2 separate regions of the Homo sapiens genome follow, and region 1 is linked to region 2. The links are chromatin contacts, found by Hi-C or POLR2A ChIA-PET in ENCODE. All regions are on one chromosome and are shown on one strand. The core of a region is the stretch at or near the end of the contact, and the rest is flanking DNA. Distances in the headings are between cores, read along the strand shown. Region 1 overlaps MAPKAP1 (MAPK associated protein 1). Region 2 holds the start of RABEPK (Rab9 effector protein with kelch motifs).

The links. Hi-C counts contacts between places; a loop is a spot of excess contacts on that map. ChIA-PET counts read pairs that join two places held with the same protein, here RNA polymerase II (POLR2A). Pooled maps may share reads with other maps.
Region 1: a loop to region 2 is called in a pooled map, with 2.8 times the contacts of the local background. The contact joins the enhancer-like site here to the promoter of RABEPK in region 2. A Hi-C loop is called at or near these places in 1 of 50 pooled maps. POLR2A ChIA-PET finds 5 or more read pairs at or near these places in 3 of 52 experiments (Caco-2, Panc1 and activated naive CD8-positive, alpha-beta T cell).

What each region holds. Positions count from the first base shown.
Region 1 is chr9:125,511,704-125,516,793 of GRCh38, reverse strand. All of the region lies in intron 7 of MAPKAP1 (MAPK associated protein 1), which reads left to right. It also overlaps the pseudogene RN7SL30P. Among named protein-coding and RNA genes, the nearest start is that of MAPKAP1, 190 kb to the left of the region's middle. Within about 2 kb of position 3,098, at least 19 of the 41 ENCODE cell types and tissues checked have a DNase peak (open chromatin) inside an H3K27ac peak, as active enhancers do.
Region 2 is chr9:125,197,959-125,202,569 of GRCh38, reverse strand. RABEPK (Rab9 effector protein with kelch motifs) reads right to left here and starts at 2,028. Exons shown (of 8, transcript NM_005833.4): 1 at 1,664-2,028. It overlaps LOC105376271 (a long non-coding RNA gene), which reads left to right and starts at 2,174. Exons shown (of 2, transcript NR_135145.1): 1 at 2,174-2,344; 2 at 2,915-3,037. RefSeq lists a silencer at 2,101-2,150.

The DNA.
Region 1 (5,090 bases), core at 1,849-4,348, 310 kb before region 2:
TCTGTGGAATTACTCCATGAAGGTTTAGATCCACTAACTTGCCCAGAGTCGCATAACTTGTAAAAGAGCCAGGATTTCAATCCAAGTCTTTTTGACTCCAGAACCCACACTCCAACTGCCACACATCTGCCTTCTAGGATTAGATGCTCACAGCAGCAATAGAGATTGTAAAACATTGGGTAGTTCTGTCTCACACCAAACATCTCCTCCTTTGGCTGATGAAGATTGTGAGCTGATAATATTGAGAGCCTGTGGCCTTGGAACTCCAAGGCCAGGCAAGAAAAAAAGCATTTTCTTTCCCTAATCATAAGTAGAGTAGCCCTTTCTTCTGCTTATCCTTATTTAGGCTCTGTTACTCTTAAGGGGATGAATGGCTGCCGCTTCTATGTGTCTGGTGTCCTTAACATGCTCTAAAAATTAGGCCTCTTCCAGTCTTTGTCTTTAATTTCTGGTTTTAGCTGACACCTTCATTAATGGTCTAGTGCAAGCTTTCTGTCGACTTGAAGACTGCTGTGTGAAAGTGGTTTTGCTGTCCTATCAATAATGGTCATAATTTCCCCAATACTCTCATCAGCAGTGAATTGAGTCTTGCAGCAAAGAAATGGAAACCCCAGTGCAGTGGTTTGAAAGTGATTTGTCTTGTAGACGGCGTCTTCTTTCAGTAAAATCAGGTCAGTGCGGCACTGCTGGGTCAGATGTAAGTCTGAGACAAATTAGTTGGAGGAAATTGATCATTTGAACCTTAGGTTATTTTTAGCTACAGTAGCTTTTTAATATCTTTTTTCTTTATATTTGTTTTAATAAACTTTAATCATCATCATCATTCGCCAAATTAAATGTCTTCTCAGTTTCAGCCAAGCCTTAGATAGAGGAAAGAGTGCCATCTACTCAGCCCACAGAAGCGGCCTTCCCTTCACAGTTTTGGGGCTTGCTTCCATGATGGCACTGTTGTTGTTTAAACACTGAAGCCCACTCCTCCTCATCTTCTGGCCGGCCCCCTTGCTGGGCTTTGTTTATTGCACCGACTGGCCCCTTGACCAGTCTGTTCTTCATTGCTATTGAAAGTTAATGGGGGCAAAATTGCATTCCCAAACATTTGAACCTGAAGTGGCCAGGGCCGAACTTAGTTGATCTCTGGTGATCGGTTCAATTTAGTTACGATTTTTTGCCATTAGGCTGGGGCTGAATGATGGTGATTTGGTTGAGGCCAAATGTCTGAAGAAAATTGGCTCTCTGATAAGAGTGCTGTTATCAGAGGGGGCTACCTTCTCATTTACATTTAGATGAGTATTGATTATTTATTTACTCAGAGAAGTGAGATTCGTTTCCAATCTTATCTTTCTCGTCTCTGCTTGTCAGCAGAAAGAGAGATAGAGCTCCTGACATCAAGCCAAGATAACAGCACTTTGTAGCAAAGATAAAAGTTGGAATGGGCCTTTTTCTAGTGTTGACTGAAAGGATAAGTTTTAAAAATTAGAACTGATGGGTCATGCTTTCAAAACCTTTCCTGAAGGTTTTGCAGTTTAACTAGGCAGGAGAATTGGTTTATTGGAACAGCCTTGGTCTTTCTTCTTTTGTAATAGGAATTGTATTTAATTTGATTATATTCAGCTGTTTCACAGAGAGCAAATGGTGTATTGGCTCAGAAGAGGCTAAAGTGTGACCTTATTGTCATGTCAGCTTGTTCCTTTTTTATTATTTAAATTCCAAACTATCCAATCTGAGCCTCAGAGGGGGTATAAGCTACAGCGGTTGTCACTTGAATATAGTTCAGTGCTTATATTAAGATCAAGCAGAAAATGATTATAGTTGCCTCTGGAGGAAGAGTTATAAGCGATGGAGCTGACACTAAATGCAGACATTTTAGCATAGCTGATGTTGGGTCCGAGCTCTGATACGGACGGCATCAGCGTAGTGGCTTTGGCTCAGTGAGGAACGCAGATTCAGTCAGCCCCTGCCATAGAGTAGTCAAGGCTTGGCACGATCCTCCTGGAATGGGTCTTCCTGCCATAAGTCTCCAGCCCATTGTCAGCAGTGCCACCAGAAGAATCTCACCAAAATATAAAGCTGATTGTGTCACTTTCCTGCTCTGTTAGCACCTGTTGCATATGAGAGAAAATCCAAATCTTGACCAACAATCTGGGCCAAGCTTCTCAGCCTCAGCTCCTCCTTGAACAAGCTTGCTTTTAAGCTATAGGCAGCATTTAAGATTAGAGACTTGCTCGGCAGCCAGGATTCACAGTTCCTCAGTCTCTCAGGTCCTACAAATATTGACTAAAAATGACAAGTAAATGTCAGAACCCACAGAACAAACCATGATCGCACAGATATCAAAGGACATGTGATGCTACACTACCATCCAAACATCCATCTAATGAATATTTTTTGAGCATCAACAATGCACCAAGCACAGAGATTACTCATCCCTGCCTCGAGGCTGGGGGAGGCAGCGAGGCAGCTTGAGCTGGTAAATTATAGAAGAGCCCAATGAGTGTTCCTACCAAGGTAGGAACAAGGCGCTGTGTGGGAGCACAGAGAAGGGGACAGGTAGCTCCACCCTCCCCTTCCCTGAGGTGGAAACATCTGAACCAGGTTGTCTTGAAGCAGGACTCAGAGCTAGGTGAAGAAGAGGGAAGAGGGAATGGCACGTGCAGAAGCCAGGAGGCACTGAGGAACCCACGTGGACCATGGAAGGTCATTGTGGAAGAAGCCAAGGCTGTGTGGGGTGGACATGTGAGCTCAGACCCAGCGTCACGTGTCCTTTGATATCTGTGCTGCCGTGGTTTGTTCTGTGGGTTCTGACATTTACTCGTCATTTTTAGACTATATTTGTAGGACCTGAGAGACTAGGGAACTGTAGGAATCCTGGCTGCTGAGCAAGTCTCTAATCTTAAATGCCGTCTGCAGCTTAAAAGCAAGCTTGTTTAAATAGATATGCACCCTGCACCCCTACTTTGGACACACGAGGGAAAGAGCACAGACTTTCGCTTTGATGCCAGCATTCCCTGCCCCGGTGTGCCCTCCCTGGTAAGGCTGTGAGCCTGTTGTGACTCATAGGCTAGGGATCTACCTAAACCTTATTGCAGTGGTTTCTGTTTCAGTCTGTATTTGCAATAATAGCAGCTCTCATTGACCGAGCACTTTGCTAAGGGAAGTCCTGCATTGTCTCATTTAATCCTCACAGCAACCTTCTGAGGGAAGCTCTGTTATCCCTATTTTACAGATGAGTTTAAATTCCTTCCCAAGGATGCATAGCTGGCAGCGTTACTCCCTCTCATGGCACAAACACCAGGGATGTTCTGCTCAAGTCTAGCCTTTCCTCTTACTGCTCACACTTAGCTTTTTTCTGGCTACCAGAAGCTCTTTCAGATTAAAGCAGCTCTTTAAATTGGTGAATGGAAAACAGTTGACATGAAGACATAACCATGAAAGTGTTCAGCTTTTGACTGTCATTTTTCCTTGCACAGGTGATTCTCAAACTTGTTCTTATGGTCAGCAATGATGATGATAGGTTAATTCACTTATATCCTACCTTGATCCCAAAAATATTTGGAATTATTATAATAGATTTTAAAATACACAAACCACTGAGTGCAGTGGTGTGTACCTGTGGTCCCAGCTCCTCAGGAGGCTGATATGGGAGGGTTGCTTGAGTCCAGGATTTCTGGGCTACAGCCTAGATCAGCGCTATGCTGATCAGATGTCCACACTAAGTTCAGCATCAGTATGGTGAGCTCCCGGGAGTGGGTAACCACCAGGTTGCCTAAGGAGGGGTAAACCGGCCCATGTTGGAAACGTGCAGGTCAAAACGCCTGTGCTGATCGGTAATGGGATCGCACCTGTGAACAGCCACTGCACTCCAGCCTGGGCAATATAGCGAGACCCCACCTCTTAAAAAAATATACATACGAGGCTGGGCACAGTGGCTCACGCCTGTAATCCTAGCACTTTGGGAGGCCGAGACAGGTGGATCACAAGGTCAGGAGATCGAGACCATCCTGGCTAACATGGTGAAACCCCGTCTCTACTAAAAAATACAAAAAAATTAGCCGGGCATGGTGGCGGGCGCCTGTAGTCCCAGCTACTTGGGAGGCTGAGGCAGGAGAATAGCGTGAACCCGGGAGGCGGAGCTTGCAGTGAGCCGAGATTGCGCCACTGCACTCCAACCTGGGCGACAGAGCAAGACTCCATCTCAAAAGAAACAAAAAAAAAATATGTATACATACGAACCAATAAACTACGTGAGAGGAAAAGAAACATAAAGATTAAACGACAAGTTTACGAGTCCCCAGGAGGAGGAGCTGGCAGAGAAATGCATGTCCAGGTCATCATAGTCACACGAACATTTAGTGCTGAGCTTCCTGATGGGCAAAGGAGAAAGGGACATGATAGGAGCTAGTTACAAGATTTATGTTAAACTTTCTAAAGATACAAAAGCAAGCCCTTTGCTCCAGGGAAGTACAGCTTTTCCTGATACCAGGATCTGAAAGAAGTTTCTCCCACGGGTCTCTAGAAAGAAGACACAGAGCAATGGAGGCGACAGTGTGTCTTCCCTCTCTTCGGACTTTGGCAGGCACTTGCTTTCCATTGGATTTCAGCTTTCAGCTAGCTAGCAGCTGTTAAAGAATTGCATGCTAAAACCTTTTATGTTTCAGTTAGGGGTTAAAGGGATCGAGGAAGCTGCTCTGAGCATGTAGCCACCAACCAACAGATTCTGCAGATTTTCTTTGAAACTTATGTGCTGAGATGTTTGCCTCGGGTTTACAAAATCCCATAAAAATCCTGCCTGGGTATTATAACTTGGAACCCTCCCAAAGTGCCCAAAGCAATATTTTGTTCCTAGGCCATTCGGTGACATGGTATTACTGCAATAAATACATCATTGGAATGCCCAAGCAGGTTTTCCCGTCGCTGCAGAGTAACTGCTTCCCAGAATCTTCCTTTTGTGTTCCTCTCTGCTGTGAAATGGAGGGTATGCGGCTTCATGCGCAGCTGTGACTTTTTAAATCCTCTTTCCAAAGTGTGGATGTTGCCTTGAGAACCTTGTCCTGTTCAGTGTGAAAGAGCCCTTTATATTTTATATAATCATT
Region 2 (4,611 bases), core at 779-3,278:
GTGTGAGCCACCGTGCCTGGCCTATGTATTTATCTTTATTATTATTTTTAGATAGAGTCTCACTCTGTTGCACAGGTTGGAGTGCAGTGGTGCAATCTCCACTCACTGCAACCTTCCCCTCCCAGGTTTAAATGATTCTCCTTTCTCAGCCTCCTGAGTAGCTGAGATTACAGGTGCCCACCCACGCCCAGCTCATTTTTCTAGCTTTTCTAGTAGAGACGGGGTTTTACCACACTGGCCAGGCTGGTCACTAACTCCTGACCTCAGGTGATTTGCCCGCCTCAGCCTCCCAAAGTGCTGGGATTACAGGCATGAGCCACCGTGCCTGGCTTTATTTTTTATTTTTATTTTTTCTGAGATGGAGTCTCACTCTGTCACCCAGGCTGGAGTGCAGTGGCAGGATCTCAGCTCACTGCAACCTCTGCCTCCCGGGTTCAAGCTATTCTCCTGCCTCAGCCTCCAGAGTAAGCTGGGACTACAGGCAAGTGCCACCACACCTGGCTAATTTTTTTTGTATTTTTCGTAGGGATGGGGTTTCACTATGTTCGCCAGGCTGGTCTTGAACTTGGCTCGCCTCGGCCTCCCAAAGTGCTGGGATTACAGGCGTGAGCCACTGAGCCCGGCCATTTATTTATTTTTTAATTAAAAATAGAAACGGGGCTGGGAGCAGTGGCTCACGCCTGTAATCCCAGCACTTTGGGAGGCCGAGGCAGGCGGATCATGAGGTCAGATCGATACCATCCTGGCCAACATGGTGAAACCCTGTCTTTACTAAAAATACAAAAAAAATTAGCTGGGCGTTGTGGCCCACGCCTGTAGTCCCAGCTACTCAGGAGGCTGAGGCGTGAGAATTGCTTGAACCCAAGAGGCGGAGGTTGCAGTGAGCCGAAATTGCGCCACTTGCACTCCAGCCTGGCGACAGAGCAAGACTCCTCCTCAAAAAAAGAAAAAAAAATAGAAATGGAGGTTTCGCTTTGTTGTCCAGGCTGGTCTCGAACTCCTAGCCTCAGGCAATTCTTCCACCTCAGCCTCCTAAAAAGCTGGGATTACAGGTGTGAGCCACTGCTCTCCGCTCAAAGGACAAAATATTTAAAGAAGCTGAGAAATACTGAGCTCTGGGATAAATCTTGGCCTCAACATAGCATAGAAAGTAAGGCCTTCTGCTGTTGAGCTTTTTTCCCGTGAACTCACCTCCACAATCTCTTGCATTATTGGTTTTTTTGCTGTTCTTGTAATATGGCAGGCCTTTTCATAATTTTGCAGCCTGTTCTGCTTCCCCTATTTGGAATGTCGCTTCCCTTCTGGGAAATTTGCAAACTCCTAGTTAACCTTCAAAGCCCAGTTCAAAAGTCCCTTCCCTGGTGAAACCTTCCCTGATTTGCCCTTTTCTCTTCCACCCACATCCAAGTTACTTCCTTCTTCCACCCACTGGGCTCTGAAGGTATTAGCCATCACCATTGCAGGAATCATTTGGAATGTTTATCTATTTAAGGCTTCTAGACTAGATTCTAGATTAAATTCCACTAGACTAAGTTCCTAGAGGGCTGGGCCTGTCAGATCCATTCCGAGAACCTACCAATGGACCTGGCATGGAGTAGAAGTGGGGGAGTGGCTAGTGAATGAAGAAAGAAAATAGATTGAGAGATGAATGGATAAATCTCACCTGCGGCCTAGGCCACTGACAGCTGTCCCCAAAGTCCAGAGCTCAGTTAGGCTGGCTTCACGTGGGCGGGACCTCCCGCAGCAGCCGCCGCTACCAGCCCAGCAAATCTCATCCCCACGTGGCAGTTCTAGGGGATAGGAGACGGGGTCGGGAAAGAACAGGCTGATTCGGTCAAAGTGGCCGGGACGGAGCCAGGGAAGGCCCTTCCCCGTTCTTTGCACCCGGCTTGGGCCCACTCCCCTAAAAGATTCAGACTCCCTGCCCGAGACCGTGATAGACCCGGTATCCGGGGACCCTCGCCCCTACCCTCCAGCCCCGGACTGCAATACCTGCGGCGACTTAGGCCAGTCGCGAGCCGTGACTCCACCCCGGAGGGGCGGGGCTTAGGTCCGGGCCCTCCTCCCAGGACCCGGAAGAGCGTCCGGGCCAACCGCTCCCTCTTCCCTGCTCCGCCCCGAGGGCCCGGCGCTGACTTCCTGGGCTGGCGGTGGAGGGGTCCCCCAGACCGGGAGTGGACGCCAGGCTCTGCATTTCTCGGGAACCAAGTGGGGTGGGCCTTCCCTGGGTCCCTCCCTCCCGGACGGGATAAATAAGCCGGGGCTACTTGGAAACGATTTGCGCAATGCCGGGTTCGGGCGTCCGTTTGGGGAACTCAGATGCCTGCGGCAGCTGATCTACTCTGTAAGGGGCTAACAGGGCTGGGCGCCACCACACTCCAGCTTGGGCAACAGCGCAAAAACTCCCTCTCAAAAAAATAAATAAATAAAAGGGGGGGAGGGTATAACAGTTACATTTCCAGTTACAACGATTGTTTTTTTTTTTTTTTTTTGAGACGGAGTCTCGCTCTGTCGCCCAGGCGGGACTGCGGACTGCAGTGGCGCAATCTCGGCTCACTGCAAGCTCCGCTTCCCGGGTTCACGCCATTCTCCTGCCTCAGCCTCCCGAGTAGCTGGGACTACAGGCGCCCGCCACCGCGCCCGGCTAATTTTTTTTGTATTTTTAGTAGAGACGGGGTTTCACCTTGTTAGCCAGGATGGTCTCGATCTCCTGACCTCATGATCCACCCGCCTCGGCCTCCCAAAGTGCTGGGATTACAGGCGTGAGCCACCGCGCCCGGCCACAACGATTGTTAACAGTTTCTAAAGGGGAGAGTTGAGCATGCAATCCTCCTGCGCAGTCTTCGGGCCAGCTCAAGATTTGGTGCTTTAAACAGCTGATTCATTCCATAATTGCCATTTGTAATTATGGCAGGTGCTATGCTGAGCCAGACACCACCACGCTTTGCCTCCAGGAGCAAGTCTTAACTAGAGAGAGATCAAAGAAAAAGACAACTAGGGACGACTGCCAAGAGTGCAATAAATATAAAGTTCAGCCAGGAGAGTATCTGTTCTGAAGTTACTTTCCTCCAGGCCTCAGGGTTGTCTGTTTGTAACCATGGAGCTAATAAGATTTCTATCATAGGCTGGGCGCGGTGGCTCACGCCTATAAGTCCAGCACTTTGGGAGGCCGAGGCGGGCGGATCACGAGGTCAGGAGTTCGAGACCAGCCTGGCCTACATGGTGAACGCCCCCGCCCCCCCCCCCAACTAAAAACACAAAAATTAGCTAGGCGTGGTGGTGGGCGCCTGTAATCCCTGCTACTCAGGAGGCTGAGGCAGGAAAATTGCTTGAATCTGGGAGGCGGAGGTTGCAGTGAGCCGAGATAGTGCCACTGCACTCCAGCCTGGGTGACAGAGCCAGACTCCGTCTCAAGAAAAAAAAAAAAAAAAGAGAGATGTATGTAGTAGTTGTGGTGGGGAATACATGACATAATGTAAATAAAAGTGCTCAGCACCCAGCAGCTGGCACAGAGTTCTCTGTCAAGGGTAAAGCTATTCCTGACTATAAATGAACAATGTCTCTAGACATATTCAGAATCTACATTATCTTTGTTTTAGTTCATAACCATAGGTTCTCTGTGTCTTTCCTGAAAATAGAGAGGTGGCTTGCTCTCTTATGTCTGTTTCAAAGAACTCCAGTCTCTGAAACTGTCGCTGTGTCCTAGAAAATAGAGAAAACAGCTCAGGTTAGAAACAGGAGCTCCTGGAGTATAGAGCTATGGTAGCTTAGTGGGAAGAGATCAAACATACTTGGGTTAAAATCCAAGCTCCAGGCTGGGTGTGGTGGCTCATGCCTGTAATCCCAGCACTATGGGAGGCCAAGGAGGGCAGATCACGAGGTCAGGAGTTCAAGACCAGCCTGGCCAACATAGTGAAACCCCATCTCTACTAAAAATACAAAAATTAGCCAGGCACGGTGATGCGCACCTATAGTCCCAGCTACTCGGGAGGCTGAGGCAGGAGAATTGCTTGAATCGGGAGGCAGAGGTTGTGGTGAGCCAAGATCATGCCACTGCACTCCAGCTTGGGCAACAGAGCAAGACTCTGTCTAAAAAAAAATCAGCCAGGCGTTTGCCTGTAATCCCAGCTACTCAGGAGGCTGAGGCAGAAGAATCACTTGAACCCAGGAGGTGGAGGTTGCAGTGAGCCGAGATCGTGCCACTGCACTCCAGCCGGGGCAACAGAGCAAGACTCTGTCAAAAAAAAAAAATCCAGGGTCCAGCACTAACCATCTAACTCTGACATTTGGCAAGTTACCCACTCTGAACCCTAGTTCCTCATCTATAGAATGATGATAGTATTACCTGCTGTGCAGACAGAACTGTTCAGAGGATGTGCTAATACAGGTGAAAGGCCAGGTTGGTGAAAGGAATATTTTAGCTACTTGAAACCATAACCAAAATTTATTGACAAAATGGAATTCAAGGTCTGCGGCTCTTTCAAACATATGGAGTCTTTGTGAGTTCCCACTTTAGTGGAAAAATCCCCATTGACTGTCTGCCAAAGAGAAGTTTAGGGATATTCAGTCATTCTGCTCTCCTTCAGGAAAGAAAACCAAGTCCAGGTTAGC